Regions from separate parts of the Homo sapiens genome. Here all the other regions are linked to region 4. The links are chromatin loops, found by intact Hi-C in ENCODE. Cell type or tissue: heart right ventricle. All regions are shown on one strand. Links, peaks and the distances in the headings refer to the core of each region. The heading gives the core; the rest is flanking DNA.

Evidence for each region. A loop is a pair of places that touch in the nucleus more often than their neighbours do. Peaks named below come from ENCODE experiments on the same cell type or tissue, not always from the same donor. Only the 100,000 strongest peaks of a DNase experiment are listed, where the experiment ranks them.
Region 1: it touches region 4 in a loop (4-fold over the local background); 73 of 110 quality-filtered maps call a loop at or near these places.
Region 2: a loop joins it to region 4, with 4 times the contacts of the local background. A loop is called at or near these places in 26 of 110 quality-filtered maps.
Region 3: it touches region 4 in a loop (6-fold over the local background); 108 of 110 quality-filtered maps call a loop at or near these places.
Region 5: it touches region 4 in a loop (8-fold over the local background); 65 of 110 quality-filtered maps call a loop at or near these places.

What each region holds. Positions count from the first base shown.
Region 1 is chr3:187,217,131-187,222,857 of GRCh38, forward strand. It overlaps a transcript of MASP1 not described here. Among named protein-coding and RNA genes, the nearest start is that of RTP1, 23 kb to the left of the region's middle. In heart right ventricle, for the core only: a CTCF peak has its summit at 3,230 (motif pointing right); a DNase peak (open chromatin) is centred at 3,221.
Region 2 is chr3:187,613,907-187,619,983 of GRCh38, forward strand. No RefSeq gene overlaps it. Among named protein-coding and RNA genes, the nearest start is that of SST, 53 kb to the right of the region's middle. In heart right ventricle, for the core only: CTCF peaks have their summits at 2,598 and 2,798; no DNase peak of the experiment used is centred there.
Region 3 is chr3:187,676,926-187,683,002 of GRCh38, forward strand. No RefSeq gene overlaps it. Among named protein-coding and RNA genes, the nearest start is that of SST, 9.6 kb to the left of the region's middle. In heart right ventricle, for the core only: CTCF peaks have their summits at 2,156 (motif pointing left) and 2,893 (motif pointing left); DNase peaks (open chromatin) are centred at 2,134 and 2,886; H3K27me3 peaks cover 390 bases.
Region 4 is chr3:187,316,536-187,322,612 of GRCh38, forward strand. No RefSeq gene overlaps it. Among named protein-coding and RNA genes, the nearest start is that of MASP1, 28 kb to the left of the region's middle. In heart right ventricle, for the core only: CTCF peaks have their summits at 2,459 (motif pointing right) and 3,356; DNase peaks (open chromatin) are centred at 2,486, 2,812 and 3,376; H3K4me3 peaks cover 1,054 bases; H3K27ac peaks cover 652 bases.
Region 5 is chr3:187,712,406-187,718,482 of GRCh38, forward strand. LOC100131635 (hCG1645011-like) reads left to right here. Exons shown (of 3, transcript NR_034062.1): 2 at 3,217-3,335. It also overlaps a transcript of RTP2 not described here. Among named protein-coding and RNA genes, the nearest start is that of RTP2, 13 kb to the left of the region's middle. In heart right ventricle, for the core only: CTCF peaks have their summits at 2,186 (motif pointing left) and 2,393; a DNase peak (open chromatin) is centred at 2,196.

The sequences.
Region 1 (5,727 bases), core at 1,728-5,727, 99 kb before region 4:
GACATGCTTTTGTATCTACAACAATCTTCCCATCATAGTCTCTCTCCCTTCATGGTACAGTGATCCTACACGAATACAACAAAATGTTGGTAAATGAAAGCAACTCACTATAATCATCAGTGCATAAAAGACATACAAACAAACAGGGAGCTTTGACTCAATGCAGATGTTTATTAGAACTAATGTTTGTTTTTTCATACGAGCAACAGCTTCTGTTGTTAATAAAATCCGGGCATGATTATTATTGCTAACAGCAGCACTCATGGTATGAAATTATAGCTTCAGTTATACAAACTGTATTCTAGAGAGGTGGGTTTTGGTTGCACAAAGAGGAGACCTTTTAAAGAGGCAGCACATTTAAAACATTTTCTTACTTATTTTTTTAAATTAATATTCACAATCAGTGATTCAAAAAGCAGCAATTTTAAAGTTGAATGAGCTGCAATTGGGGGTAGTGAGTTTCTCATCAGTAGAAATGCTCAAGAATGAGGTCGCGAAGTTAGACAAGGTTGTTGTCCTCACAGATACTCCAGCCCTCTGCTTCTATGGCTCTGTGAGAGATCTGGGTTTCTTGGACCTTAGCAGCAGTGCAGGAGCTGGCACAGCTAATAAGTGCTTGTAGGTCACGGGGAAGCCTGGGTTCCATGGCCTATTTAGACATTTTCTCAGGATAAGGATGAAATTGCAATTGGAGAAATAAACAGAATAAGCTGGGTCCAGCCAGAAGTCAGTATTTGTGCACAAACCTTGAGGCCATTTCAAGTCCTGTTTAGAATTCTAACTTTAAGGAGAAAAGCTCTTTTTGGTGTTGGTTCTGATCCCAGAAAAAGAGTCCACTGGACATGTGTTTTTGTGGGAGGAGCTGGTATAATAAAGGACATCTTGAGTGGACATTTACTATTGTTCTCCCTCCATGTGGAAGGCCTCCTCCGTCTTACCTGTGGACAAGGCTCTGGTCCAGTCACCTCTTCTGGGAAGCCTTCTTGATTGATATCTCCTCCCCCAAAACCTTCATACCAGAATGGTCTTTCTTTTACCTCCATGACTTTCCAAAGCAGCACTTGGCAGGGTTTGTTCTATTACATGGTAGTCAATTACATATGTTTCATGTCTCCCAATAGGAGCTCCTAGAAGGTATAAATGATACTCTCTTCATCTAGGTAGTTCCCACAGGAGCCACCACAGCCTGGGATGTTGGGGTGTGCCCAGGCAGTGCTTGAAATGGGAAGATATGGTGTCTTGGGATGCCTTGGGATGATTCCAAAACAGCATTACAGTTCTTCTTTGGCATTGAAAATGGAGTTTCTGCTAGCTTGACAAGTGTCTGATGGAGCTGGGTCCCATTGCCACCTTCCCCTTACAGAATAAACAGCAGGGCACAAAGAGGTAGAATGACTTGTTTATAGAACCAGAGGCAGGCTGTGAATTGCTGTCCCTGAGTATTCAGCCTGGGGCTTAATATATATATATATATGTTCTCATTCTCCATTATCTTCCTCTTTTTTTTCAAGAGACCTGGAATTACTCCAACAGCTGCATACAGGTCAAGAGTTAAAGTCCCCCAGGGAAGATCAATTTCTATAAAACAGAAGACAGGAACTTGGAGCTTCTGATCCCTTGGAGGGCTTATATCTTGGAGCTCTGGAGGGCATAAAGTCTCTAGAAGCTTCCTGAGAGAGGATGGGAGAGGCATTTTGCTTGGAAAACACTTATGGCCTTGCAAGATGAGGGAGTTCAGGGTGAGGCTCAGGGGTGAGGAGTCGGGGAACGGCTGCTTGGGGTCAGCTGTGGACATAGGAAGGAAGAGTATAGGGGCCTGGGGTACAAACTACCAGGGCCCACCTCATGCAGCCCAGTTTCCCAAGAAGGGAAGGAGGCCAGGGCCCAGAGCAGATGCTCTGCTTAGGAATAAGGAAGGATCCTTTGGCTCACACTTTGCCTGTCCCATGTCCTTGGGAACCCACCCGTAGTGGAAAGGGGTGGGTATTTCAGGAGCAGCAGCAGCAGCATTTTGTCTGCATCAAAGTTCCTTTGAACCGATTGTAATTTTTGCCTTTTGGTTACATTGGCTTTACCTCATCTTATCAGGGGGAAAATGGCTTCATTGTATCTTAGATCGTCAGAGCTTTGAGGACCCTTTGAGATGAGGGAGGAGGACTTGCATAGGGTCATACAGGGGGCTAAGGGCAGAGCTAGTTCTAGAACCAGGTGTCTGCCTTCCCAAACCACAATCCCCAGGCTCCCTCCTGTCCCTGCTTCTCTCAGGCCCTCCCGCAATCTGTCATCTAGTGCATGTTCCTAGTTACATTTGCTAGGGGACATACCACAGGACTCAGAACCTTGTCTGTTTTACTTTTTTAGGGATGAGGGTGAAGATTGATGTTGGGCAAGTTGCACGGTGGCAAAAAAGCATACAGCATTTAAGGGCAGATGGAGATGGTCAAGGTTGAGGGGAGAGGTGTGTCACTGATCAATGCTAAGACCCAGGCAGGGGTTTGTAAGAGAGCTTCGTCTGCCTGGTAGACACATCGACCTTCTGCTAAGGTGCATTTATTGAAAACAGTGTATGCTATGCACTCTGTTAAGTGCTATGCATCTATTAGTTAATCTTTTCCTCATCAGACTTTTACGAGGTAGGTAAGGTATAGCATTTCCATCTTATGAAGAAACTGAAGTTCGAAGAGATGAAGTCACCTGCCCAGCACTGCAAACTAGTAAGTGATAGAGCCTGGATTCGGCCTGTGTTCTGACCACTCTCTTGCTCCATCTCTTTAAAGAGAGTGAAAAGGGGGTGAAGATACCTGCTCTATTGCCCAGTAATGGATAGGCCGAAGGAGGGGGGATGGGAGGAAGGAAAGGAGAAATGGCTGCTTTCATCGGAGGATCGTCCTCTGCTACTGACTGCCCACAGCTGGTGGTGCTGGGGCTGAGGAGCCAAATTCAGTTCCTCACTCCGGTGACCCTCTGGATCCAGTCCTTGTTGTGGTGGATGTAAGAGTATACTCCGTAGCGGTCCTTCTTCCCACAGTCATCACCCCAGGACACAGTGCCCACCAGGTACCACTGGCCTCTTTCTCTATTCAGGGTCACCATGGGGCCTCCAGAGTCACCCGCACAGGCGTCCTTTCCCCCTAGGTGAAAAAGAGACATAGATGAAGATAAAATGCCCCTTCCCAGCCCAAGTCTCCTTCTCCCATGTATGGGTTGTAGTTCAGAGAATTGGGCACTAGAGGGCATAGCAGACCGTTGGACCCAAACCTCAGCTCTGGGCAGTTCTAGGTCAGGCCGCATCAGAGCTCAAATGATTCTAAAAAGCCCTGATTCAGACCTCTTTCTTTCTTTTCTTTTCTTTTTCTTTTTTCTTTCTTTTTTTTTTTTTTTTTGAGATGGAGTCTCGCTCTGTCACACCCAGGCTAGAGTGCAGTGGCACGATCTCGGCTCACAGCAACCTCTACCTCCTGGGTTCAAGTGATTCTCCCTCCTCAGCCTCCCGAGTAGCTGGGACTACAGGCACCTGCCACCATGCCCGGCTAATTTTTGTATTTTTAGTAAAGATGGGATTTCGCCATGTTAGCAAGACTGGTCTCGAACTCCCGACCTCAGGTGATCCACCCGCCTCGGCCTCCCAAAGTGCTGGGATTACAGGCATGAACCACCGTGCCCGGCCAAGGCCTCTTTCTTAAGGGAAACACTGAACTTGGGAAGGGAATGATGAGCATCCTGTAAATATCTTTTCTCCGATGCATCTTCTCCTGTGGAATCCCTCCTCCCACGGCCTTCCTCCAGTCCCCCGCGCCCCCACACTGCCAGCCCACCAGGTTGGGAGGCCTCTGTGCTCCCTTGCTGGCTCTGCACCACTCCCTGGCTGGCAGCGCCCCTGTTGTATGCCAGCCTCTTAACCCACCTTCCTTCTCCCCAGCACAGATCATGTCCCTGGTCACTTTCTTCTTCAGCGGGGCATAAGCCTTCTGGCAGGTGCTGTGGTCAACAATCGGGATTTCAATCTAGAACACAAAGCTGTTATTGGTCCTCATCCCCGGCTGAGAAGCCTCTGCTATTCTGACACCCCTGAAGACGGCTCCTCTCCACTCCATACCTGGACGGACCTGTGTCTACCTTAGACTTGATCTAAGAGACTGCCCCATGCTACAGGTGAAGGAACAGTTGAATGGAGAATCAGGAGGCCCGTGTTCTAGGGCAGTCTTGGCTGTGAAGACCTTGGCTGTGTGAACTTGGGCAAGTCACATGCCCTCTCTGGGCCTCAGATCTCTCTTCAGTAAGATAGAGGTAATAATACTTGCCTAGGAGATGTATTAGTCAATAGGACAATGTATACAAAAATGAAGTTTGGTTTTCTTTTGTCTCACCCCTACTGTAGGACCTAGAACATGTGGCTTACTCATTGTTTTTCAGACTCTGAGACCCTTTTTCCTCATCTGAAAAATGGAGGTTGCAGTATTTGATATACTAATCATTGTACAAAGAGGAGAGGCAGGAACAAGTGCTTTGTAAACTACACACACTGTATAAATATTAGCTACTGTGGAGTTATCACTGCTGGCTTTGCAGCAAGCACTTTGTTATGTTGTCCTCCCTCTCTACAGTATGAGCATCTGTCTCGATGCTGGATCTGTATTTTATGCATTTCTATCTTACATTGCTTGGAGCTTAGTAGATACCCAGAAAATATATATATTTTTTGCAATGCAGCAAAATCGATACATAAAAATAAGGCATTGTGACTATTATTGCCCTTGATCCAGTGTGGGGGTAACTGTTGGAGTAGATGTCTGGAATAAAAAGAGGAAACATATGATTCTCTTTCAGTCAAATCAAGAACTGAATGGGCCATATTCTCTAAATGGACAACTCCTGTTGCCCTTGCTGGGAGGAAACCAGAGGCCATTCAGATCCCTCTTGGGTCATGGCCTTCCCTGGATAAGGGGAGAGGAAGCCAGGGCAGGGTGGTCCTGAGGACAGATCCTCAGCAACTGCTGAGCACCTGATTCATCGTTCAGGTATCATTTCAGCATCACTTCCTTTGGGAATGCCTCCTGAACCCCTGAGACAAGATCAGATTCTCTTTCATATGTTCTGGAGCATCCTGCATTTCTCTCTCTCCACCTTTATCACATCCATAACTACTTTCTGTCCATTCCACTTGACCATGAGCCCAAGGGGGCCAGGGACCAGATCTATCCTTTTACCCCAGCACAGCTAGTAGCTAGTACAGTGTCTGGTACCAAGGAAACACCAAATAGACCCCCGGGAGTTAGTGAATGAAGGGATGAATGGTTGTTGCAAATCCCAAATTTTAAAATATGTCAAAATAATATATGTGGAAGAATTTAGAAACTAGCTGTGTCAGTCATAGGCCCCGGTGATATCAGAGCCAAGCAACTCTTTGATGGCAGCTCGTGTTGCCCCATAACTCTGCAGTTGGAAATAGTATCTTATGGTCTAGAGAGGCAAAATAACTTGCTTCAGATGACCCAGCAAGTTAGTGGGAGCCAAGACTTGAAACTATGGCTCCTTACTTTTAGTTAAGTGTTTTTTTTTTTTTTCCTTGAACTGATAGGAATATGAACTTCTAAGTGTAACTGCCAAGTTCATTACTGCAAGGACTGTGGTTCTCAAGAGCCTGGCTCATTCTGGCCAATTTGGTGTACAGTTCTCATGGTGCACAGCTGGATTGTCACCATGGGGGTGTCTAAACTTGCTGTTTTC
Region 2 (6,077 bases), core at 766-4,765, 300 kb after region 4:
AAAAGAAAGGGAAAACAAGTAAAAAGTTAAACCATTAAACAAAGGCAAACACTGTGTCCTGGGGATCTAAACACAGACACTATTTACTGGATTTATTCTATCATAATGGAACCCTTTTACCATCCTCACATCCAGTCATAAACCTTGTCGAAGTGTAATTGGATATCCCGTGGCATTGGATCCCTCTTGGACACCTCTCGGAAAAACAAACAAACAAACAGACAAAAAACAAAAACCTCCCACTTTCCTCCATCCTCTCTTGAGACATTTAGCTCTTTCTTCCTTGTTAAATGTTGTTAGTCTACATGTCTTGGCTTTCTGACCTCAGATATTACTCCATTATGCAGAATTAACTTAGCTCTCTTGGGAGTCAAGGCAGCCCCTTCCACATGACTCTTCTGTAGCATTTACCTTATTTTCTCTTGGTTATTTTCTTATTCTCAGTCCTCAACTCCTTCCTCTCATTGTCAATTCTGAGTTCCACAGGACAGAGGTATTTTCTCATCCTTGTATGCTCAATGTCTAATACAGCGTTAATAACTGCTAACTGAATACTCTGAGATCAGAGATTGAGGTTTAGTCATCTCAAAATGTACTTGACACATAGGAATTTCCTTATTACTTGTTAATCCAAAAGAAATTCTGAACTAGTGGCTATTTCTAAGGAAGTAACGCTCCATAGTTTTTCAAATTTACATTACAAACTTAGTAGTGGGTATCAAGGAATATGATGTGTGAGTGGGAAGGGGTGGTTCTTGGAAATGCTTGTATTCCTGATAGTGATGTTTTGTGAAAGCCTGTTAGTTTTTGCAAAATGACTGGTCCTCAAAGTTTGTAAGTCTTAGACTGGAAAGTGGTCTTAAAGCCATGCATCTAGTTCAACTCATACTTGATACATGAGTATCCAGCCTATGCGTGAACACTGCTAGGGTTAAGGAAAACACTAGTTCTGTAAGCAACACACTGAATCTTTAGGCAGCTACGTTAGAAAGTGCTCGCTATATTACTTAGCCATTAGAGACGATGATTAAGAGGACTATATGGCCCCAGTGAGCATGTTTTCTATAATGGCACATAAAACAAAGAAAAAGCAAGGTACAAAAGCCATCATAAATGTTATGAATATAGCTATGAAAAATATGCATGAGGGAAAGGGTTAAAAGAAAATATATCAAAATTATAATTCATTCACTAATTCCTTTACCAAATAGCACTAAGGCCCTATTATGGGCAAGGCACTGTTCAAGACACTATGGATATGTCATGGACAAGGTGGACAAGCCTTAATAGCTGGGTTATGATGATGGAATTGGGGTGAATTTTGTTTATTATCTCCATATTCCCCATTTTCTGGCCTGGGTTTATATTGATAATTAAGAAATCCTTCCTTATACTGAAAGGATATGAAAAAGAATCTTTTATTTCTTGAGTCCTGGAGATTTCAGAAAATATATTATACCAATAACTCTTCTCATGAAGAAAATGTTGACTTTCTATTAAGAAAGAAATGATCAATTGTGCCAAGGTGAGTGTGACATGTCTCCAAGGAATTTATCGGCAAGATAATGCTTTCCACTGATCTCAAAGAACAGAAGAGCTGTAAAATTCTCAAGTCAGAAAGGACTTTCCAATTTATTTACTCAGATTACCAAAATCAAGAGCAGAGCTAGAGCTAGAAAGCATAGGATAATGTTATAATAAAACCTCAGGGTTGGAGGAAACCTTAGAGTTGAACCCTCTAGCCAGCATCCCTAAGTGTTCATCTGACATCATTTTGAAGTCCTCTAAAGACAAACCATTGCATGCATTTGATTAAATTATTGCAAAAGAGAAGTTTGGCTCACTGCAAGTTTCGTGAATAGCCCATAGTGGGCAGTTCTACACTTCAAATAGCTCTTTCTTCAGTGTGTGGTTGCGTTCTAAAGGAAGTGGGCTGGGATGTGTGTGAGCATCTACCCCCTTCAAGTATGTGAAAAGGTCCACATGCATTACTAGAGATTTATGTCCTCCTTGCAGTGTGGCTGTGAGTGATAAGCAGCATCTCCTACATAAAATGTCTATAAGAAGACAATTGTCGATTAAGCTGGGATCACTTTACCTGGGATGACAGCACAGAGTTTGTGAAGAAATCCAATGATAAAAATTGAAGCTGCCTCAGTTGAAACTCTCTGGAAATCAATAAATCTATTACACCAATTTTTAATTCACCAGTAGTAGAGTTTATCTAAATATCATTATTGGCCCATGCTGACAACTTCAAAATGGAGTTTGCCTTTTGCTTAGTGAATAAAACCTTCCAAGGTAGCTAGCTGCTTTCAAAAGCTTTACAACCTTTTTTCTCACAGCAACTACTCTGATGGAGAGAAAATGGATTGTCTAGAAAGAGGCATCTTTTTCTCTGGTCCAATGATGTTAGTAACATTATCTTCACAAAGGATTACTCTCTGATAATCAGAGTCTGTCTCAGAGTCTGGCTCCAAACTTCACAAAATTTCTGCCATACCAGGCTCATGGTTCTTCTCTCTACTGCACTACAAGACATGGGGGTGGCCAAATAAGGGCACAGGGCTTCCTAGCAAATACATCTGCCACAGGCAGGGGGCAGCAAAACTCAAGGTCTCATTTGTTAAGATTTGCCTAAAACGTGCTTTTCTTGATGTGGGGTGGGTTTTCTGGTTTGTTTTTATTCTGTGGCAGTTTCTTGCCTCAACTGCCTTATTAAAAATGATTAATATAATAATCCACTTATATTTGTGTAGAAGCTTTTAAATAGAAAAGCTCTCAGCCTGCTTGGAAATTAAATAACTATTTCCTATTGACGGCATTTCCTTTGAAATGAAAGTTCCTGAAATGGATGTTCCTGGGAGGCTTCTAACTCGTAAGAGTTGAGGAGAGTATTAATTGCCATTTTGCTATTTATAATAACAGTGTCCTTACAGCTGAACACATCATCCATCCGAGTAATGAGGAACCACCATAAATGGGGCCTACTCTTTGTGAGAAAGGTCTAGAAAGAATCAAGATGCAAATCTATTTCACAGAAGCCAGAATGGATGATCTTTCTGCTCAGATGCTCTGGGAAATTGATGAGTATTGTGAAAATGGCAGAACACTTGACACGGGAAATAAATCTGTTATTAAACCAACTTGTTCTGTTGTTTGTTCTTTTATCAAGTTTTTAGTGTCTTGCTTGCTTTCCTAGAGTCAAGCATAAAAGAATCTCTTTCTGACTCGGCAAGCAATGAGCACTATGTAAGAGAGAAAGTGCACTGGTTTAATTCTCAACTATGACTCAGGCCAAACAGGACATGTAATTCTCTGTTCCTCCATTTCCCCATCTGTGAAACAGGATTTTCATTCTTGGCATGGCCACCACATTGTGAGGATCAAATAAACTAATAGATACGAGAAAGTGATGTAAACTATAAGGTAGTCCTCTATAACTAGAATCGTATCCTTATTGCATCACGTTGATCATAATTTATCTGCATACATGTCTGTCTCCCTAATGGACTGTGAGGTCCAGATTCATCCGTTTCCATGACAAATTAACAGGGTGTTTCTGTTATTCTCTTTAAAAGGCTTGAGTCTACATGACAACCAAATGGTTTACAAAGGAGAAAAAAATCAGTACTCGCTTTCACGTCACCGAGAACAAACATCTAAAGATTGTGTTGCATGATATCACATTTTTAACAGCAGGCGGATATTTGTCATAAAGTCACTAACTAACTTCAACAGGATGTGTTAGCCTTCACCATGGATCTACCTGGAATTAATAAGGACACTTGTACCACAAATGCACATACACACAATCTGTCCCAGGGCATAGTGTAAAAAAAGCAGCACAGAAAGAGGCATGTGTGTGTGTGTGTGCATGTGTGAGTTGAAGATTAAACACACCAAGAGAAAAATGAGGCAGCCTGTTCAACACCGTAAGAATAAGGAGAAGGTTTTTGTTGTTGTGTATGTCATCATTGTTGTTGTTACAGTAAATAGATTAGAAAAACATTCAATAACAAAATAAGGGGAAACCCAGGGTAGGGTTAGCATCCGCAAAGAATTTCCTAATGTCCTATTTAATCTAACAGGGTGCCAAGGCCTTGCGCATTAGTTCCACAACTTTCTGATATATCAAGTTTTCTCTAGGAGACAAACACAAACTGGCTTCCAGAAACAGCAAGTATATCCCAGTATTGAGACCTGAAAGTCGTCATAAAGAGCATACTGTTGTGATCGATATCTACACACTTCCAATAAATAAAATGCTTTGTCTGTACTATGCCAATGTCAGTAAAAGTAATTCAATGAGCAGCCAAAACCATGCCTTAACTCAAAAGCTCTGTAGTCTTGGTGCCCAGATAACTCTCCAAAGCATTTACTAGTGGGACCTCGGACAGATGATGTAGTCTTTTTTGGTTCGTTTTCAAATCTGAGAAAGAGAAGTATTTATCCTGATAGGGCTTCTAAGGGAAAATAATCAAAGACAAACTACCTGGCACATAGTTAGGTTCTCAATAAGTGTAGTCTGCCTTCCCACTGTGCAAATAAATGCCCAAGAAATCTGAAGAGAACCCATGTTCTAGTTGTAAATGACAGGCAACATTAGAGGGTAACTTCCTTTGACCCAAACCCTGAGTGTGTGGTAAGCAAGTCTTTTATATATCAAGGCCTTAATGCAAAATTAGATTTACGGCACACATCCTTCTAGCCATAACAGCTCTTTAATGAGTCCATTACGTTAATAAGTAGCTTGGTAGCCCAGCTCTTTGCTGTATTGTCTTTTCATCTGCTCAGCAAGACCACAGGCATTAACTACATAAACATATTCTGCATTTTGAAAAGAAAAAATAAAAAACCCTGCCACCCCTGGATACTTATCCCTTCAAGGAAGTCTCAGACTTTAGCAACAACAAAGCGTTGGTGTGTGGGACCCCACAGAGTTCATGAATTTCAGATGCTTGTAAGAAATTATCTGTTTTGCTGGACTCTTGCTGGGATCAATCAGCCCCTCAGTGGTTGGTACCAATTAAGAGCTAGTGTGATGCAAGAAGAATATTTTAAACACCATTTGACACCAAGTACTCCTCTGTCCTCTTCCTGCCTCCCTCCCTTCCTCCCCTCTAACTCTTCCACCAACCACCTTTTCAGTCCCTTTCCTTTTTAACTGTGACTCCCTGACTCCGCTCAAAGTCGTGAAGTGTAATGAAAGTAATGGCACATGTGTCTTTTCTGCAGAGGGATACTATTTATCGAGTGATTTCCCATCATCTCACAGCATCTCCCAACAGTCTGGTGTAGACAACAAGCAGAACTATCACTACCTCAACCTACTCTCTCCCTCTGTCTTTCCCAATGTATTCCCCATTTGTTCCCCACACAGCTGCCAAAGTAATCTGCTGAAGTTCAAACTGAATCATGTCATTCCTCTGCTTAAAGTAAATCCTTGGCTTCTCCTCATTGCCCAGAGGATAAAGGCCTGCTAGGGTTCACCCCTACCCTCCTCCTCAGCCTTGTCTCTCGCCACTCCTTTCCCATTCATTCTTGCAATTCTCTGAACACATTAAATGACATTTTGTCTTCCTATTTTTCTCTGTCCCTGAACTACCCACATCACCCAGGTCATCCAAGTATTAATAGCTAACTCATATATATCCTTAAAGATTCAGCTCAACCAACTCCAGAAAGCCTTACCCAATTCTCTAAGATGACTTAGGTGCCCTAGGGCTATATTCTGCAGCACTAGTGTTTGCTTCTGGCATAACACTTATCAGACTGCAATATCATAGCCAGTTAACCCATCTTTCCAGACTCCCCACCTCCAACTAGACTGTGAGTTCTTCGAGAGCAAGTGTAGGCTTTGTATACCTCCACAATCCTAGTGTCTGGTACGGTATCTCATATATGGTAAACCATGAATTCTCAACTTGGCTGCTTGTCATGGTTACCTGAGTTAGTTTGTTCATGATGCAAATCCTCTAGATCTAACTCTGGAGTTATTAAATCAGTATGTCTGTTGGAGGTGGAACCTGAGTTTGCGTGTTTTGTTGAAGTTCTAATGATGATGTACAGCCCTA
Region 3 (6,077 bases), core at 638-4,637, 360 kb after region 4:
TAAGAACTAACTGAATTTGTCATGTGAGTATGCTAACATAGTCACTGAAAGTGTAAGAGTTTTCATATTGATTGGAAGGCCAAGGGAGGAAAGATCTATTTACCACTGAAATAGGCACATGTTCCTGGTGCCATAGAAGTGAACAACAGTGCTAACTCACTTCTGTGTACTATTTCACAACTGCTTAAGTGTGTTAATAACATAATGACCCCAATCAAGCAAGGAAATGGAGGCCTAAGTTACAAAGCTAGTGTGCAGCTGGGCTGATGTCTGAGCCCTCATTTTCGCTCCAGCGTTTCCTTTCTCAGAGGAAAGGTAAGGTATGTAAGGAAGTTTTGTTCCTAATTCTCTCAGCTTCCCTTTCTCTTTGTGGGTCCTTTGGACTCTCCAGAAGCTTCTCACTTGTTGCTCTGATTTCTGCTCAGGGCTTCCCAATTAAATAAAATCGAACAGTGTTCCACCCCACTATGCCACCCAGAGAATATCTCCCACTTTACTTGACCTATTTTCCTTCCTAAAACCAGGCATTAAAACTGAGGTTTTCCAATGAGCCTTCCCAGGGCAGTCAACAGGGGTGGTGCTATCTTGGTCAGTGCAGGGTCTGGGAAATGAGGCCAGAAATCAATGGCCCCTTCCCCTGGAACAGTGGAAAATACATGGCAAAGTTTCCTTTTAAGATGATCCAGAAACCTCTATTTTGAAAAAGTATGATAGAAGCCACATAAACACAAAAATCACCCATGGAATGAAAGTATCTCTGCAACAGTTCCAATTTTCTCACACTCAAATTTATGAGTATTACTCTAGACAGGTGGTTCCTAACCTTGGCTTCACCCCAGGATTGCCTGAGAAACATTTATAAACCACAGATGCTTGGATCCCAACTGAAGTGATTCTGATTCACAGGTCTGGGCTGGGCTCAGATATCTGTATCTTTTAAAAGCTTAATTCTAGTCTGAAACTGGATTTTTACCGTCCTAGAAAACTATTAGGTCATAAACCACTGTCCACTGTCATTCCTCTCTTATCTCACTCAGCTCTGTTCCTTCTTCCCTCTCCCTGTCATCTTTCTCTTATATTTGTCTCTATTTTCTTCCTTTTTTTTTGCTTTCCTCTTGTCCCTGTCAATCCTCTGTCTCATTTTTCTTTTTTTTTTTTTTCTGGCTCCTATTTGTCTCTTCTTACTCAACCACTACTCCCCTTTTCCTTCTTGAGAACAGCAAGGGCGATGAGGTTGGCTTTGCCTTGTTGAGGTTAAAGCACCTGCTTCATTGACTTTCCTGTTATTACCCCTAGAGTTGAGGGCAGGGGCAGGACTGAAGCCAGAAATGGATCCACCTACTGACCAGAAACTAAAAAATGATCTAGTCCCACCCCTCAGTTTACATATGGAAAAACCAAAGCCAAGAGAAGGAAAAGGGCCCTCTCGAGGCCACATAACTAGTTTCAGAGTCAGAACCTCTGTTTTTTGTTTGTTTGTTTTTGTTTTTGTTTTGTTTTTGTTTTTGTTTTTGAGATGGAGTCTTGCTCTGTCACCCAGGCTGGAGTGCAGTGGTGTAATCTTGGCTCACTGCAACCTCTGCCTCCAGGGTTCAAGCGATTCTCCTGCCTCAGCCTCCCAAGTAGCTGGGACTACAGGGGAGCGCCATCACGCCCAGCTAATTTTTGTATTTTTAGTAGAGACGGGATTTCACCACATTCACCAGGATGGTCTCAATCTCTTGACCTTGTGATCCACACGCCTCGGTCTCCCAAATTGCTGTGAGCCACAGCGCCCAGCCGAACCTCTGATTTTTAATTCTATCTTCTCTCCTTGACACAAGTACACTGTGAGGTTCCTTGAATCTCTCTGACCAAGTGGTTGAAATACTCTTGCAAGATTGGCAATTCTTGTCCTGTTCTCTATGTATCCGGCAGTCAGCCAAATCCCATTCCCTGATAAGGGTATTAATCTACAGAGAAAGCTCTGGGGGTTCGTGTGCAGAGATTTGGAGATCCCCAGGTTGGACCTTCATGCTTTGTGTCTTTATCCTTCTGGCTGTGCATTTCCTAATCTTACAAAACAACCAGACCTGTCCTTTATCGCATGCTTCTGGGATGCTTCCGCCCACCAGAGAGAATGCTGTTGTTAAGCTGAGTTCTCCTGCCCTCTGCTGGCTTGACTGATAGAAGGCGCCATCTAAAATTTTAGGGCAGGATTTCATTCATTCTTTTATTTACTCCACCAACTTTCTAAGAGTGTTCACTATTAAAAAGGGTGCTCACTATGCACTATGTTATTGGTGCTGCAGTTGCAGAGAAGCATGCAAAATAAACTCTTCCTTCAAACATTCAATTATTAAACACTTTGTGCCAGTGTCTGGGCTGGGCATTCAGAGACTTGGCTTCAAAAAGAAGTCAAGATTTGGTAGCTTTTATAGATTTTTGTTCTGAGTCATAAAATCAAAGAATCAGCACTAACAGGGACTACAGATACCTTCTAATCCAGTGTATTCATTATAGCTCCTCTAATTAGGTCTAGAGTTCTCTGCACACAGTCCTTGGAGACTGTCAACATGGGGAGGACACCTGTCACAGGGATATTATTTCATTGATTAGGATTCTGCATAAAATCTCACAGAAACAAAGGGTTTCGAGGGGAAACAATGTTCGAAAACTGCAGATTTAATACAAACCCTCCTTTTGCATGTAATCCGAAAGCTTCCCAGCCTCACAAACCTGTACTTACAATCGATGTCACATTTTTAACTGATCTCACTGTTTACTGGCCTAATCCCTTTTTTTTTTTTCACCCATATCTCACTTTCTTTGCAAGGTCACCTTCTGGCCATGAGGCGGGGAGAGCTCCAAAGGAGGTTTTGCATGAGTTGAGCGCTCCCTCTTGTGGCTGTCCAGGATATTGCTTCTGTGCCTGGCCAGAGCTCCCTTGGTCCCAGGTCAATCCCAATGTTATGCCCAGAACTGAGGACGATTCCCTGATCCACAGCCCTCTTCATGCTGCTGTAAAGTGCCAGGGTGGAGTCTCATACACCGGTGGCTTTCAAACTTTTTGATGGGAACTTATGTGGGAAAGACATTTTACATCATGACCCAGTGCACTCATGCATGCCCACACATACATTTCTCAAAACAATATTTACCTTTATTTCTTACAATAAACTATGCTATTCCAATTATTTTCTATTTTGTTTATTTTTCTGTTTAATGCAGGTTGTAACTTGGTCATTAAGTGTGTGATCCACTCCTGAGTCACCAACATGAGTTTGGAATGCACTGCCTTGAGCCATGACCCACCTGCATGCACTCGGCTGGCACTTGGACCTTCTAGGCTGCCATTCTCTCCATGGCTACTCATTCCTAAAGAGTCACATGACAACAGTCCTTGCTGCCCTGGGATGCTGGAACTCCCCTCTTCTCTTATTTCTCTCCTCTGCCTTCCATCTTTTTAGAGGGTCTCACCGCAGAGCTGCTTAGGTCCCTGGTTGTTAAGACAGTGGTGTTTACCAAGAGCAGTGGGCTGAATGGTGGCCCACAAAAGACATGTCCACATTTTAACTCCAGGAACCTGTGAATGCAACTTTATTTAGGAAGAAAACAAAAGGATCTGTGCAGATATAAGTAAGTTGAGGATCTTCAGATAAGAGCATCCTGGATTATCCAGGTAGATCCTAAATCCAAAGATAAGGATACTTACAAGAGACAGAAGAGAAGACACAGACACAGAGACGAAGGCCACGTGAAGTCAGACACAGAGTGAAGGGACACAACCACAAGCCAAGGAATGCCTGGAGCCACCAGGAGCAAGAAGACACAAGGAATAATTCTACCCTATAGGGTAAGATTGGAAAGAGTGTGGCCTTGCTGACACCTCGATTTCAGATTTCTGTCCCCCAGAACTGCAAGAGAATACATTTGCCTTGTTTTAAGCTACTCGTTTGTGGCAATTTATTACAGCAGCCACAGGAAACACATATAGCCACACCTATCATTTCCCCAAGCTCCAAGGGGATCAGACAGAGCTGGATTTGAGTCTGTTCCACACCATACCCGGGACCACTGCTCCTTTCCAAACCCCAAGCTTTTACATAGAGTCGGGCCCATTCTACCAAACACCTTCTTCTTAAATATTAGATTAGACTAAGAAACTCTAGAGTCTGCTCTTGTGATGTTGCTCCTATTGCAAGACCCCACTTCACCACCCTCCCTTCTGGAAGACATGCTTCGGTCAGCTAAACCCCAACTGTGGACACGTTGGAATTTTTTCTCCCAAAGTTTCCTCAGATGTTATGCACATCAGTTTTTAAGGCTGGAAAGCAGGTGTAGCATGTCAGTAGGGATGGTGGGTTAGGTGTGAAGATAAAAGCCCAGAAGAGTGAAATGATTTGCCCAAAGCTGCACAGTAAATATGTGGCAGGTGGATGCTTTCTCTGAATGCTAACAACATAAATATGGAGAGTTTCAGGGGTTTTTCTCCCTTCCCACTGCATTAAAGGTAAGGTAAGATCAAGCCTACCTTTCTCAGGTATATTTTGCCTCAACTCAGCTTTTGACCTGTTTATATCACCAACTGCTTTGCTTGCTTAAGGGAAATCACTGCTCTCTCCTGTTTACCTCAGCTCTGCAGTTCCTTGCCATAAAAACTTTCTGATAAATTGGTGAACCAATGCCATGCCTTAGAGGAAAATAATAATAATAAACTATTGGCATAGCCGCATTTGAAAGCAGGAGTCACAGGGAAACAGATGTCAGCCTTGGGTTCTTAACAAGAGAACTAGTTCAGCAGAAAAACTGTGTTCTTAGAACCAGGGAGAGGCAAGATAAACTCTAGTCAGAAAAGATTCCCACAATGAGCAATGAGCACAGGAGAAAACTTCCCAATCTCCTCTAGTCCTTAGATTCCATGTCTGTCTAGAGCTGTTCCTTCAGACCCTAATCCTCATTTTCTTCTTTAAGAGGCCGGGCCAGGTGCTGTGGCTTACGCCTGTAATCCCAGCACTTTGGGAGGCCGAGGTGGGCGGATCACCTGAAGTCAGGAGCTCAAGACAAGCCTGCCCCACATGGCGAAACCCCATCTCTACTAAACATACAAAAAATTAGCTGGGCGTGGTGGCCCATGCCTATAATCCGAGCTACTCAGGAGGCTGAGGCAGGAGAATTGCTTGAACCCCGGAGGTGGAGCTCGCAGTGAGCCGAGATCGTGCCACTGCACTTCAGCCTGGGTGACAAGAGCAAAACTCCATCTCAAAAAAAAAAAAAAAAAAAAAAGGCTGGACCTTTCTGCACACTTTTTACAACTTCAGAGGAGATTGATGCAAAAAACATACACCATCGTCCCAGAACCTACAACATAGGTTCCCACAACTAAATAATTCTGAAACGAGACAAGCTCCTTGTGGTTTGTTGTTGTTTGCTTGCTTATTACAGCAATTATCTTATTGTCTGTCAATAGCATGTTTGCGAGTCTGGTTCCTTGCAAAAGGCTTTGTTGTAAAAAGACTTTCCTCAACAACAAAAACTGTGCCTTCTGACCAGGAGCTGTGACTCACGCCTATAATCCCAACACTTTGTGTGGCCAAAGTGAGAGGATCATCTGAGCTCAAGAGTTTGAGACCAGCCTGGCAAACACAGTGAGTCTCCGTCTCCATACACACAAAAAATAAGTTTTAAAATTTAGTTGGGCATGTTGGCATGCACCTGTAAGTCCTAGCTACTTGGGAGGCTGAGGTGGAAGGATCACTTGAGCCAGGGAGATAGAGGCTGCAGTGACCCATGATTGCACCACTGCACTCCAGCGTGGGTGACAGAGTAAGACCCTGCCAGAAACAAAAACAAAAACAAACATCAAAAATAACTTGTCTCCTGGCACTTTGGGAGGCCGAGGCAGGTGGATCACGAGGTCAGGAGATCGAGACCATTCTGGCTAACACGGTGAAACCCCGTCTCTACTAAAAATACAAAAAATTAGCCAGGCGTGGTGGTGGGCGCCTGTAGTCCCAGCTGCTTGGGAGGCTGAAGCAGGAGAATGGCATAAACCCAGGAGGCGGAGCTTGCAGTGAGCAGAGATCGCGCCACTGCAC
Region 4 (6,077 bases), core at 1,028-5,027:
AGATAGATCACAGAGAACTGGTTTCCAATTATAGCTTAAATAGCAAGGTTTGCAAATAAAGGACATTAAAATATTATAAAGAACAGTATAGATTAAGTTGCCTCAACAATCACACCACCCACTATTCCTTGCCTTTGCATCTTTAGAAAGAATTGGTATAATAGTTGTTAGGCTAGAATTCTGCAAACCCCTGAGAACCCACATTGATAACCTCAAATTCTTGGCTTTTCAAAGCCTCCTAAGCCTTTTTAGTCAAATGGAGATACCATCAATTAATTTTTTATGTTATCATTTGCCATTACATCAAGTCACCCTCCTGTATTTGCACAAGCTAATTTAAAAATCAACTGCAGAATTTCCACTTACACTACAGAAGCCAGTTTGTAGCTCTTCACTCTAGATTGTAAATATCTTTTTGAATCTTCAGTTGTTTAATGAACTCATCAATTCTCCCAGATTAATAGTATCTCAAATTTTACCAAATGAGCTTTTGTATTCAGGACATTTATTTTCATTGCCTTTGCCTTTAATCAACCTGCAAATCTATTTTCCCTCACACTCTCCCCTTGCTTCTAGCCACCTGCCTCAAGAGGGAAGGGGCCTTCCTCCTTGGTCCTCAGGAACCTCCCCTCTCCAGCGATGCCTGCTCTGTCTTGTATCCACTGCTTGTGACTCTCAGCCTGCTCGTCTTCCACAGCTTAGACTGATATTCAAATCTTTCCCATCTGTAAAACAAAATCTTTCTGTGGCACAAAATTTCCCTTCCCATTCAGCCTTCATCCTCTTTCTCGTTTTCTTTCCCAGTCAAGCTTCTGGAGAGAGGAATATTTCCTGAGTTCTCTTTATTTCTCTTCTCCAATTAGCTCCTCTTCTCTATTGTCTGATTCTGCCCTCGTTTTTCCAATAAAACTGCTGCCAGGTGGAGCCATTAGGGACCCTCCGAGTGGCCACATCCAATCCACAGAGTAGGTATGAACCCGTTTTTTGTTCACACCTACTTTAACTTTCCTGCTGAGTATGTTTTTGTGAAGGATTGTCTCCCTCTTAAGACAATCTTCCTTTAGTTTTTCACACATTGTCTGTTCTCCTTTCTCCTTCCTACACCCCGGACTGCCCCCCTTCAGCTGAAATCTCAAGGCACTCTTTCCCTTTCATCCCTTGCAAATTGCCTCTGTCTTTGACTGCCTCCTCCTCTCATTCTCCTCCAGTGACTCTTCAAGTGTGGCTCTGGAATCATTTGTGTCAGAAACACCCAAGGAGCTTTCTGCTTACTAAAGGTGTGACTGGAGTTCTAGTCCAGACCGACTGTATGGAGTCTCTGGAGGTGGGTAGGAACAGGCATTATAAGCTGTCTCTCCTGGAGATTCTGACACTTTCCCTGGACCACACTTCCCCGCCCCCACTCCACACCCACCCTGACAGGGTCTTGCTCTGTCACCCAGGCAAGAGTGCAGTGGTATGATCACGATTCAGTGCAGCTTTCATGTTCTGAGCTCAAGAGATCCTCCCAACTCAGCCTCCCAAGTACCTGAGACTACAGGTGTGCACCACCACACTTGGCTAATTTCTAAATATTTTGTAGAGATGAGGCTTTGCTATTTAGCCCAGGCTGTGGGTCATACTTTTTCTGTGTGTGTGTGTGTGTGTGTGTGTGTGTGTGTGTGTGGGACAGGATCTCACTCTGTTGTTCAGGTTGGAGTGCAGTGCCGGGATCTCAGCTCACTGCAACTTCTGCCTCCCGGGTTCAAAAGATTCTCGTATCTCAGCCTGCTGGGTAGGTGGGATTACAGACATGCACCATTTTTGTATTTTTAGTAGAGACAGGGTTTCATAATGTTGCCGAGGCTGGTCTCAAACTCATGGCCTCAAGTGATCCACCGTCCTTGGCTTCCCAAAGTGTTGGGATTACAGGCACGAGCCACAGTGTCCGGCCTGTGGGCCTACTTTTTAATGCTTCCCAGTTCATCCTCCCCACTGCTGCCTTGACCCCATCCCATTGCTCTCCTCCTTAAAATCCTTCATGGGGCTCTCCTCCTTACAAACAGACGCTAAGCTCCATATCCTGGCATAAAGGACCTTTGGTGATTTGGCCCCTGTGCAGCTCTTGGGTCGCCCCCAACTCTCAAATCTGCTCTGTGCCCCGGAGATATCCTTAACACACCTGCTTGCTCCCACCCTGAGCCTGGCAGTTCCTGCTCTCCACCATGTTTCACTTGCACCCACCTTCAAATCTCAGAGTGGGAAACAGCTCCCGAACAAGAGGAAAGGCCTAAGCCCCAGTGTTGGCTCTGCCATTGATAAGTCACATGACATATTGATTATACAATCCTTGAGCCCCAACTCATATGTAAGCAAAGAGAGGACTTTAAACTGATTTCAGTTTTGGAATACTTAAAAAAAATCAGAAATACAAACTTCGTACAAATGTGTTGTGAAAGGTGCAGTAACAAGTCGTAGCCACCAGAGAGCACTAGAGGATCTCATTCAGCACAAGCGCGGGGCTTTGTCTCCATGACTTAGACTTCATTCTGGGGGTGGTCTACTCGAATTTGGGGCTGATGGGTGCCATCAGCTCCATGCCTAACCTTTATGTAAGAATATTATGAGACAGAGGAGCAGAATCTGTCACTTAAAAACTTCACTTTGGGGGAGGCAATGAAACTAGTCGTTAGTTGTCTTTAAATGCACAAATTTCAAAAGCAGCCCTTTCCGTGCTGGCTGGTGCATTTTGAAGGCTGTCCCAGTACTCCCACCCTACAGCTCATTTTTGGACCTCATATGCCGGACACATGGAGGGAGTTGTTTTGTTCGGGTTCTAGTGGAACCATCTGTACATTCCTCACTCTCTGTGGGGAGCAGGAATTGATCACAGGAAATGACCTCAGCTGCCTTGGGAAAGACGGACTTCCCATCCCTGCGGCTTTGAGCAAATCTGCTTAGTTGAGGGGCTGAGGAGGTAATTCTAGACCCTCCTGTGGCTGGGTTTGAATCTGAGACGCCTCTGAGGATCTGATGAAAGTCATGGACAATCCCCTCCAGAATACTCATAATATGCAGATTATTTCAGCAGCTTCGCAGACCTTTTATCTAGGAACCCAGGCTATGGACTATTTAGGGTTCCTCTCAGCTTTAAGAACCCAATGTCTTATAGTTGTACTTCATAACGAGCTATGCACATTAGCAGCTTTCTAATTTGTAGTAAGACTAAACTCTTGGTTATTTCCTCTGGAGAAGTGGGGGTGATGCATCCCACTGTTTAGGAATACCTCAATAGTGGATCATCCATCAGATCTGGGCTTTCCTATGAGCACTTCAGCCCCTTAGAGAGGGTGCATTCTGAAACTCTCCTGCAGGGGAGGCTAAAGAGCCACACATATCCCCAATGAGTCCCTGCTCGCTGGGGATGTGTCCTGGCCACGCAGGGAGGAAGTGAAGCTTCTTGCCATGTCGGTGTCCACATCTCAGTCCTGAGCTTTCTTTGTAAATCTTTCTGTGTTCTGGGAAGCTCCAGGGACTCTGCCTGCTTTTCTCTGCGCTGTACAGCTCCTCCATATGCTCCTACCTTTGGAGTTCTTTGCATCCTGAAGCTTGTGACCTAGAAGCTTCATAAGACAAAATAGCTAGCAATGACCTTGGGATTAAGATGCTCAGTCTTGTCTTGACTCTGCCGTTTATTAACTGTGGGACTCTCGGCCTCAATTATAAAATAGGAATAATAACTCCTATTTCTTATCTTATTGGGTTCTTTTATTTTTATTTAACAAATATGCACGGAGCGCCTGTTACGTGCCACTCCCCGTCCTTAGCACAGTTGATAGCAATGAATGGGACAGACATGATTCTCTGTCTTGATGAAGCCGACAGTCCAGGGTAGTTTGAGAATCAAATCAGCAAGTATCTGAACACCTTCTGTTAACTACGGAGTGCTCTACTCACACACTCTTCCTACTGCTTTTGCTTGATAACAACAACCTTGATCTAGAGAGCAGTGAATCATTTGAAAATTCGTAACACAGCTCCCTTCTGAGCATATAGCAGTGCCCTTGTGACATGGTGGGTGCAAACTCTCCTGGGGGTCACAGGGTAGAGCCCCTGACTCTCTCCCAGCCTTGACTGAACTCATAGGGTCTCCTGGGCTCTAGCAACAGCCATGTTTTCACCTCGTATGCGTTTTTTCCCCACAGTGCCCTGAGCCTTCCAGGAAAATTGATTCACCCAAACAAGCAGGTCAAGATTTCCATTTGATCTTATTGCTTCATGTGGTCCTAAATTCCCATAGCCATAGTTGCATATAGAAAGTAAATTAATATTAGTAATGGGGAGCTGGGAGGCCCTCAACTCCCATTTCTCATCTTATCCCCTTTTCCTCTCCAGGTCCACTGGCTGGGTCAGGCTCTGTGTCTGGGCAAGGAGCCATCAGTGGATGGGCTACAGATGAGCAGCAGTGGCCCAGTGGTTCTAACTGCTCAGAGGACTTCAGGCAAGAAAATGGGGCTCTTTCTTATCCCAAGGGCTCAGAAATATAAAATGTTGTCTCTAGCCTCTTCCCAATACTCCTCTCAGTTACAGAAATACCTGCTCCTCTTACCAGGTGGCTTTAAATGGACATCGAGGCATTCAGGCAAGACTTGCACGTTGAGGGGCTATGTTCACTCGGGAGAGGCTCTGTGTGTGTGAAGGTCACTAATATCTGCATTTTTATTGAAGAACATGTCAGACTTGAGCTATTTCTGTTCCATGAAAATTATTCAGAAAACTAATTTTTCTGGACAGAGTGAAAAAGGCAGGGACGGGAGGAATTAATGATTAGGGATTTTGAATTCCTCTCTCTTGCTTCTGAGAAAATTGAAAAATACATGTCAGTTCTGCATTAAAGAAGACATGCGGCTCACGCCTGTAATCCTAGCACTCTGGGAGGCTGAGGCGGTGGATCACCTGAGGTCAGGAGTTCGAGACCAGCCTGGGCAACATGGTGAAACCCTGTCTCTATTAAAAAAAAAAAAATTAGCTGGGTGTGGTGGTGCACACCTGTGATCCCAGCTACTCAGGAGGCTGAGGCAGGAGAATCGCTTGAACCCAGGAGGCGGAGGTTGCGGTTAGCTGAGATCGTGCCACTGCACTCCAGCCTGGGCAACAGAGCAAGATTCTGTCAAAAAAATAAAATAAAATAAACTAAAATAAAAAAGACGTGAAATATTCATGTACAAAAAAAATGTAAGGCAACCGCACGCACACATTCTCTGAACATCAGCAGTGTCCTAGGGGTGGGGTGAGGTGCTCTGAGGGCTCCCTCTAACCCAGCTGAGAGCAACTCTGCCCTTCCAGATGCTCAGCTCCAAAGCTGTGCTGGTGTTTCTGACCTCTCTTTTTCTCTCATGCCACACATCACACATCCGGCCAGCCAGGAAGTCCTACTGACTCCCTTTTTCAAGACATATCTAGTACCCACCCACCTGTCACATCTTCTACTGTCACTGCTGTGATCTGAGCTGTGATCACTTCTCTCCAGGATGATTGCAGTAGCCTCCTAGCTGGTTTCCCTACTTCTACCCTACACTCTGTTTTAAAAGCCACAGCCAGAGTCATCCTGTAAAGCAGAAGTCACATGGGTTTATTAAGTCAGTCCCCTTGTAAGCCCTTCTATTAAAAACAATTTTTAAATGATTTGTATTTTCTACTGATCACTGGAATATCCTGACAGACTGTGCAGAGCCTGCTTATTCTTTGTTTAGTAGCATTAACCATTACCAGCTCTTTGGCTAGAGTTTACTTCTTTTATTTATTCTTAAAGACAGAAAATTTCTGGAAATGAGATAACAGCAGAAATAGGTTGAGGTTTCTTCGAAGTTGTTAATTTTTACTTCCTGCTAGCTAAATTGGGCCTGTGGTTCTCCTGAGAAACCCAGAGCGGTGATTTTAGCAGAGCTCTGCCAGGGTTAGGTCCAAGGGATCCATTCAAGGCTGGCATAACATATCGATTGGGGAAAAATCAAAGAGCCCATGCAAAGTCTACCGGAAATAAATGAGTCTTGGATGAGCTTCATTAATCCGCAAACATTCCCTGCGTTTTCCTCCTC
Region 5 (6,077 bases), core at 640-4,639, 400 kb after region 4:
CTGTTTTTCAAGTTTTTATGTATATTTAACATATTTTAACTTTGAAATTAAATTCAGAACAATAGATACTATTTTTAAAAAGACAAAGTGTGTCTCAGCAAAGTTCCATATTGTTACATGTAGAGGAACTTTGAGCCCCTTGTGAGCTGAAAAATGGCTTAGAATTTCTGATAACTAGTGTCTTTTTGTTAGCCCCTTTTGAATTGTGAAAATATCAGGAGGCATGAATAAGAAAACTCTAAGTCCTGAGTCCATGCATGTTCGTCTCCTGGATGCAGGAAAACTTGGGAACAATAGATGAGAAAGGGCTGGACCCGAGGAATTAGAACTCTGCGGTCTCAACGAATGGTTTATATTCCCAGAACACCCCTAGTGAGAGCAATCTCCTACCTCCATCACTCAGTTACTTTGACCAGAAAAGTCCTTGTCACTGTTTCCAAAAGGGGTCCTGAAGATTATCCTATACAGTCTTTGCATTTGCAATCAGAAGCTGGGGCTGAGGGACGGTAAGTTTCCTGACCAAGGCCAGTAGCTGGTCAACAGCAGAGCCTGGTCTTCAATCAAGGCGAAAGCTGTTTGCTCTGGGTCTCACTGTGGCAGGGCCCAGGACAGCAGGGATTTGATGCTGTCTCCCACCCAAAACCACCCAGAGTCATTGAGTGTAATCAGGAGACCAGTGCTTAAGGGGCACCTCCTCAGGCCCTCAGCACTGAAGGGGAGCAGGGAGGAGATTGAGATGTACCCAGCCCACAGCCTAGGCACCAGCCGTCCAGGGACACGGGCCTACACTGTGATGCAGGTGGTGGGCGCCATGGCATGTCCCAGTGGCTTCCTCTCTGTCTACTCCCAGAATTTACAATTTTGACCCTAAGAGAATACCAACCCTAAAAGCCTAAATTTTCTCCTTACACTGTTGTGAGTTGAAAAAGCTGTGCTCAAGGGTACACAAATGTTACCAGTGGAAGGTGTCCAGGTTCTTGGCATTTTGAACAAAGAATTGGACAAAATGCACAAACAAAGCTATGAAAGAATAAAGCAAAGAGAGCATAGATTTATTGAAACGAAAGTATACTCCACAGACTGGCAGTGGGCTTGAGCAAGCACCCCAAGAACGCTGGTTACAGAATCTTCTGGGCTTTAGATACCCTCTAGAGGCTTCCCATTGATTACTTGGTTCACACCCTATGTAAATGAAGTAGTGGCTCACAACCAATCTGATTGGACATGGAAGGTGACCAATCAGAGGCTAACATGAAGTTACAAAGTTACACCCTATGCAAGTGAAGACTAGGCCTACAATCAGTCTGATTGGTTGCAGGAGGGGACCAATCAGAGGTACTTTCATTTTTAATTTGCAAGGCAGAAAAGCAGGAGGGGTGGGGGGAGCAAGTTGCAAAGGGAGTAGCCTCGGATCCTTTTGTTACTTGGGTGTGGAGAGATGGGGTTTTCCTTTTTATTCAGTTCTAGGAAACCAGTGCAAATTGGCCTTAGGTTCTCTGTCTCCAGACCCTATTCTCCTGCCTCACAAAGATAGGTGTACCTTTTTGTTAATTCAACCACTGACACACAAAGTTACTGCCTGTGCTAGCTGAGTGTCTGACAGCAAGTCAGAAGGCAAATGGTCTGTTCTCGGCCCTCACCCGCTAGCCAGGTGTTCTTAGGCTCTCCTCTCCGAACCTCAGTTTTGTCACTTGCCAAATGGGATATCTTGCTTCCTTAACTGGCGAGATTGTGGTGAGGATTAAGTGAACCCTTGGAGATGAAAGGCTTTTGTGATTTGTAAAGTTTGTTATACTAGACACTAGATTAGTGTCATATCATAAACCCCTGCCTCTCTCCACAGTTCTACTAGGAATTGGCCTCTTTTGCCCAAGAATTGAGATATAACCCCTTACCTTTTCGAGAAGAGCTGGAAATTCCTGATCCCCAAAGGAATGATTCAGAGTGGAACTTTACACACATTCAAGTAGATCTCCGAAAGAAAGATTTGGGGGCCAGAGCCCCTCAGTCAGTTCTGTTAAATGGCTCTGCTGAGATGACGAAGAGGATTTAGAAAGAGAATAGGTACAAAGCCATAGGAGACCAACTCAAAAAATAGCACTGGCCCCATTTATACCTTCCTGCTTCCCTGGAGCCAGAAAAAGTGGCACCTACAGCCTTCACTGCTTGGTCTACCCTGCCACCTTGTGGCTATTTGCTAGAATGCACCAGTAGAACAGCCTCAGAGAAAGCAGGGACCAGTAGGAACCCTTAATCATGCACTCACTCCTTTGCTCCGTCACTCAACAAACCTGTACAGACGCTCACAGTTGTTCAGGCTGAAGAAATTCACAGGCTGGAAGAAGAGAGGGACTGAAGGGAGGGTAAATGGAGAAAAGAGACTTGCTAGGCAGGGGTCTTGGTGTTTGCAAAGACACTGAAGCCTCACAGGTTTGGGAAATGGTGAGCTTCTCCATGTGACTGAAGAATAGGGTGCACCAGGTAGAAATGATGGGAGATAGATTATAGCCTCACTATTAGAAAATGATATGTATGAAACTGTAAGCCTCTGTACGTTAGGAAAAAAAAAACACAAACAAACAAAAAACAAAGAAAGACACAACTTGGTCCCTGGAGTGCAGGGCAATTCAGGTTACAGGTTACAGGTTACAGGTTACAACCCTCCGCAAATGGCCCCCAGACTTCCATGGCCCTGCTGTCCTGAGACTCCTAGGAGGAAACACTTACTCTGAATCCCTCGCCATGATTAAAATCAGTTTCTAAATGGGGTAGGATCTTGTGTAATCTCAAGTTTGAAAGGGACCTTAGAGTCATTTAATCCAACCCTCCCTGCAAGCCAAGATTGCTGCCAACTCACCACACATCTTAAGCTTAAATCACCTTCAGTGATGAGTTCAGATGCTCACCCAAAGCCCGTTCCATCTTTAGACACAGGAAATCCTTTATTCTATCAAGCTGAGTTCTTCCTCTTTATAATTCCTGTTCATTGATATAAGGTTCCCCCCGCCAGGGTTCTGTCAAAGAAGTAATCAGATACATGAATGTATATGAAGAAGGTAACCATTTAGTGGCAGCACTGAGGTTTCTGGAAATAGGAAATCATGGTAGTATTATTTCCGAGGAACTAATACTGGCATAGGCCTTGGGGGAGCTGTGTCCTAGTCCTTATAGAATTTCTTTGCTTAATGTCACTTGGCTTCCTTTCCTTTATGATAGAGTTGGATTCGATCAGAATTCTCACCACTGGTTCTAAGTCAGAATCATCTGGAGAGCAAGAAGCAGAATGTCTGAAATCTTCCTATGGTACAGAACTGCTGGATGAGACCATCAGTGGGGTAAGCTCAAATACTCCATGATAATTCAAGACATGATTAACTATAATAGTCTCCAGTTCTTGTTGAGGTTTTTGTCAAGCCCATGATGGCCTGGTATGTAAGTTCTTGGTGATTCCTATTTCTTAAAGACCTACCTAGATCTACAGCTTTCTCCCATCTGCATGATCAAAGTGTGTCGTTCACAGAGCACAATTATTTTGTCCTGTCGTGCTCTTTTGGACAGAGACCCACCAGTGACATAAAAGACAAAACTAGCTAGAGAAGAAAAAAGAGACGTATTGCCTGATCTTAGCTGAGTGCCATGACCTTCTTGTTCCCCATTCACCTCATCTGTAAAGAGGGAAGACAAACCCACTTCAGTGAGTTGTCGTGAGGGTAATTGAGACCGTGAGTGTAAAGCCTACTGGCAATGAGAAGGCTCTCCAAATCTCAATTCCCTGAGTCTTTGACAGCGAGAAGAAAGTGAAAACGAGAAGCTAGGGTGGTGCCTTTTCTGAGAGCATTTTTCTTCATCTTTCTTCCCATGAACAGCCTCTGTTGAATTGTATCATGTCCCCACAAAATTCATACGTTGAAGTCCTAACTTCTAGTACCTTAGAATGTGACCTTATTTGGAAATAGGGTCGTTGCAGATATAATTAGTTAAGTTGAGATCATTAGAGTGGGCCTTAATCTAACACAAGTGATGACCTCATAAAAAGGGAAGAACTTTGGATACAGAGACACAAACACAGAAACACCATGTGAAGATGAAAAGATTGAGGTGATGCTTCTACCAGCCAAAGAGTGCCAGATTGCCAGGAAATGACCAGAAGGTAGGAGAGAAGGCTGGAACAGATTCTTCCTTACAGCCCTCAAAAGAAACCAACAGTGCCAACACCTTGATCTCGGACTTCCAGCCTTCAGAACCATGAGGCAATAACATTCTATGGTTTAAGCCATTTCAGCTGGTGGTACTTTGTTTCAGCAGCCTTGGCAAACTAATTACACCGCTAGAGGTGACTCCTACTGGTGACATCAAAGGACAGCTCTGTCCAGATGGAAGGAGGCACTGAAGTTCCACAGAACAAATGGGAGACACACGAGAACCCTGAGAGAGCCTCTCCATGGGCCACCAGCTCAACATGGCTGTCCACCTTGTACTGCCGTGAATGGACAATTTGCCATTCTGAACATGCCCCTTCTCAAGATATGCAGAATCCATAGGAACATCAGTTTTTTAGTATACTTTAAGTTCTGGGATACATATGCAGAATGAGCAGCTTTGTTATATGGGTATACATGTGCCATGGTGGTTTGCTGCACCCACCAACCTATCATCTACATTAGGTATTTCTCCTAATGCTATCCCTCCCCTAGCCCCCAGCTCCCGACAGGCCCCAGTGTGTGATGTTTCCCTCCCTGTGCCTATATGTTTTCATTGAGGAACATAATTTATTAGCCATAGTTTTATATATTTTGGTGTTTCCTTGTAATTTTCCTTCCATATATGTCCATGTTTTGTTTTGTGATTTTGACTACGAACCTTTGAGGGCTGGAACCACGTTACAAACCTCACTGGGAGTCAGGTGATGTTTGATAAGAATTCTTGGTGTGACCTTAAGCATGTCACCTTTCTTTTCAGGCCTGGTTTCCTTGCCTATGGAAGAATTATTATCACTAAGCTCTCTCCAGTTACAATATTCTGTGATCCCAACTCCATATGTATTTACATAACCAACCTGCCTTCTTGGGGTCCTAAAGGGAAAGAAAGACCCAGGAAACTCATCTTTTAGATATGTTGAGCAGCTGTCATCTGGGGTTAAATGAGTCAGCCTCATTTAATAAGGGGCTAGACCCCAAACGTTTGGGAGCAATGTAGTACCCAGGGGCTGTAAACCCCACTAGGTCTCCTTCCTAGACTCCAAAGTCCTCCTGCCTGGGCATCTGTCTTTCTAGAAGGCCACTTTTTTGTGTTAATCTTTTTTCTTTTTTTCTCCCATGAGTCATAGGGAATGAGAGAAGGCCACTTTCTTAGTGAGTGCTGAAGCTTTCTCTTCTTTGGAGGCAGGCCCTGGATGCTATATTTCATGTAATGGGCAGCCTTCCCATGGTAGGGCTGGGCTTCTGTGTACTGTTTTGAAGCTTCCTATCTCTGCTCTGGGATGGGAGGAACATTCACTTTCCAACTGGGTACAGTATTTTGGGTAAATAACATTTTGTTTCTTACCTTGGAGGGATTACAGCATGCCTTGGCCTCCACTATAGAGAAGCTTGGGCCTAGTCAAAGAAGTGTAAGGGTCCTTCTAATGGCAAACTCCCCAGAAGCGTGGCTATCTGTGAAGCGTAAGGGTCCTTCTAATGGCAGACTCCCCAGAAGCATGGCTATCTGTGAAGCGTAAGGGTCCTTCTAATGGCAGACTCCCCAGAAGCATGGCTATCTGTGTGTAAATTATGCTCCTTTGGTTCCAGGAAATAGACTCATACAGGCCAGTCCAAGTAACGGCAGTGGTGTAGAAATGAAGGCAGTGACCCCATTATACAGTGGTTATAAGAGGGATGGATTATCCTAGAAATCTAAGACTAGAAACCCCCACACAATTATAAGCTTCATAGAACTAGATCCTGAAAGGTCACCCTAGTTCTGCAGACCTCATTCTGGAGCTTTGCCGTTAATGTGGCCCAGCTACTCTTCAGGGGTCAGCTTTTCTCTGCTCCTATTCCTCATTCTAATTCTCTTAGTGCTTACCAATGCATGTCTCT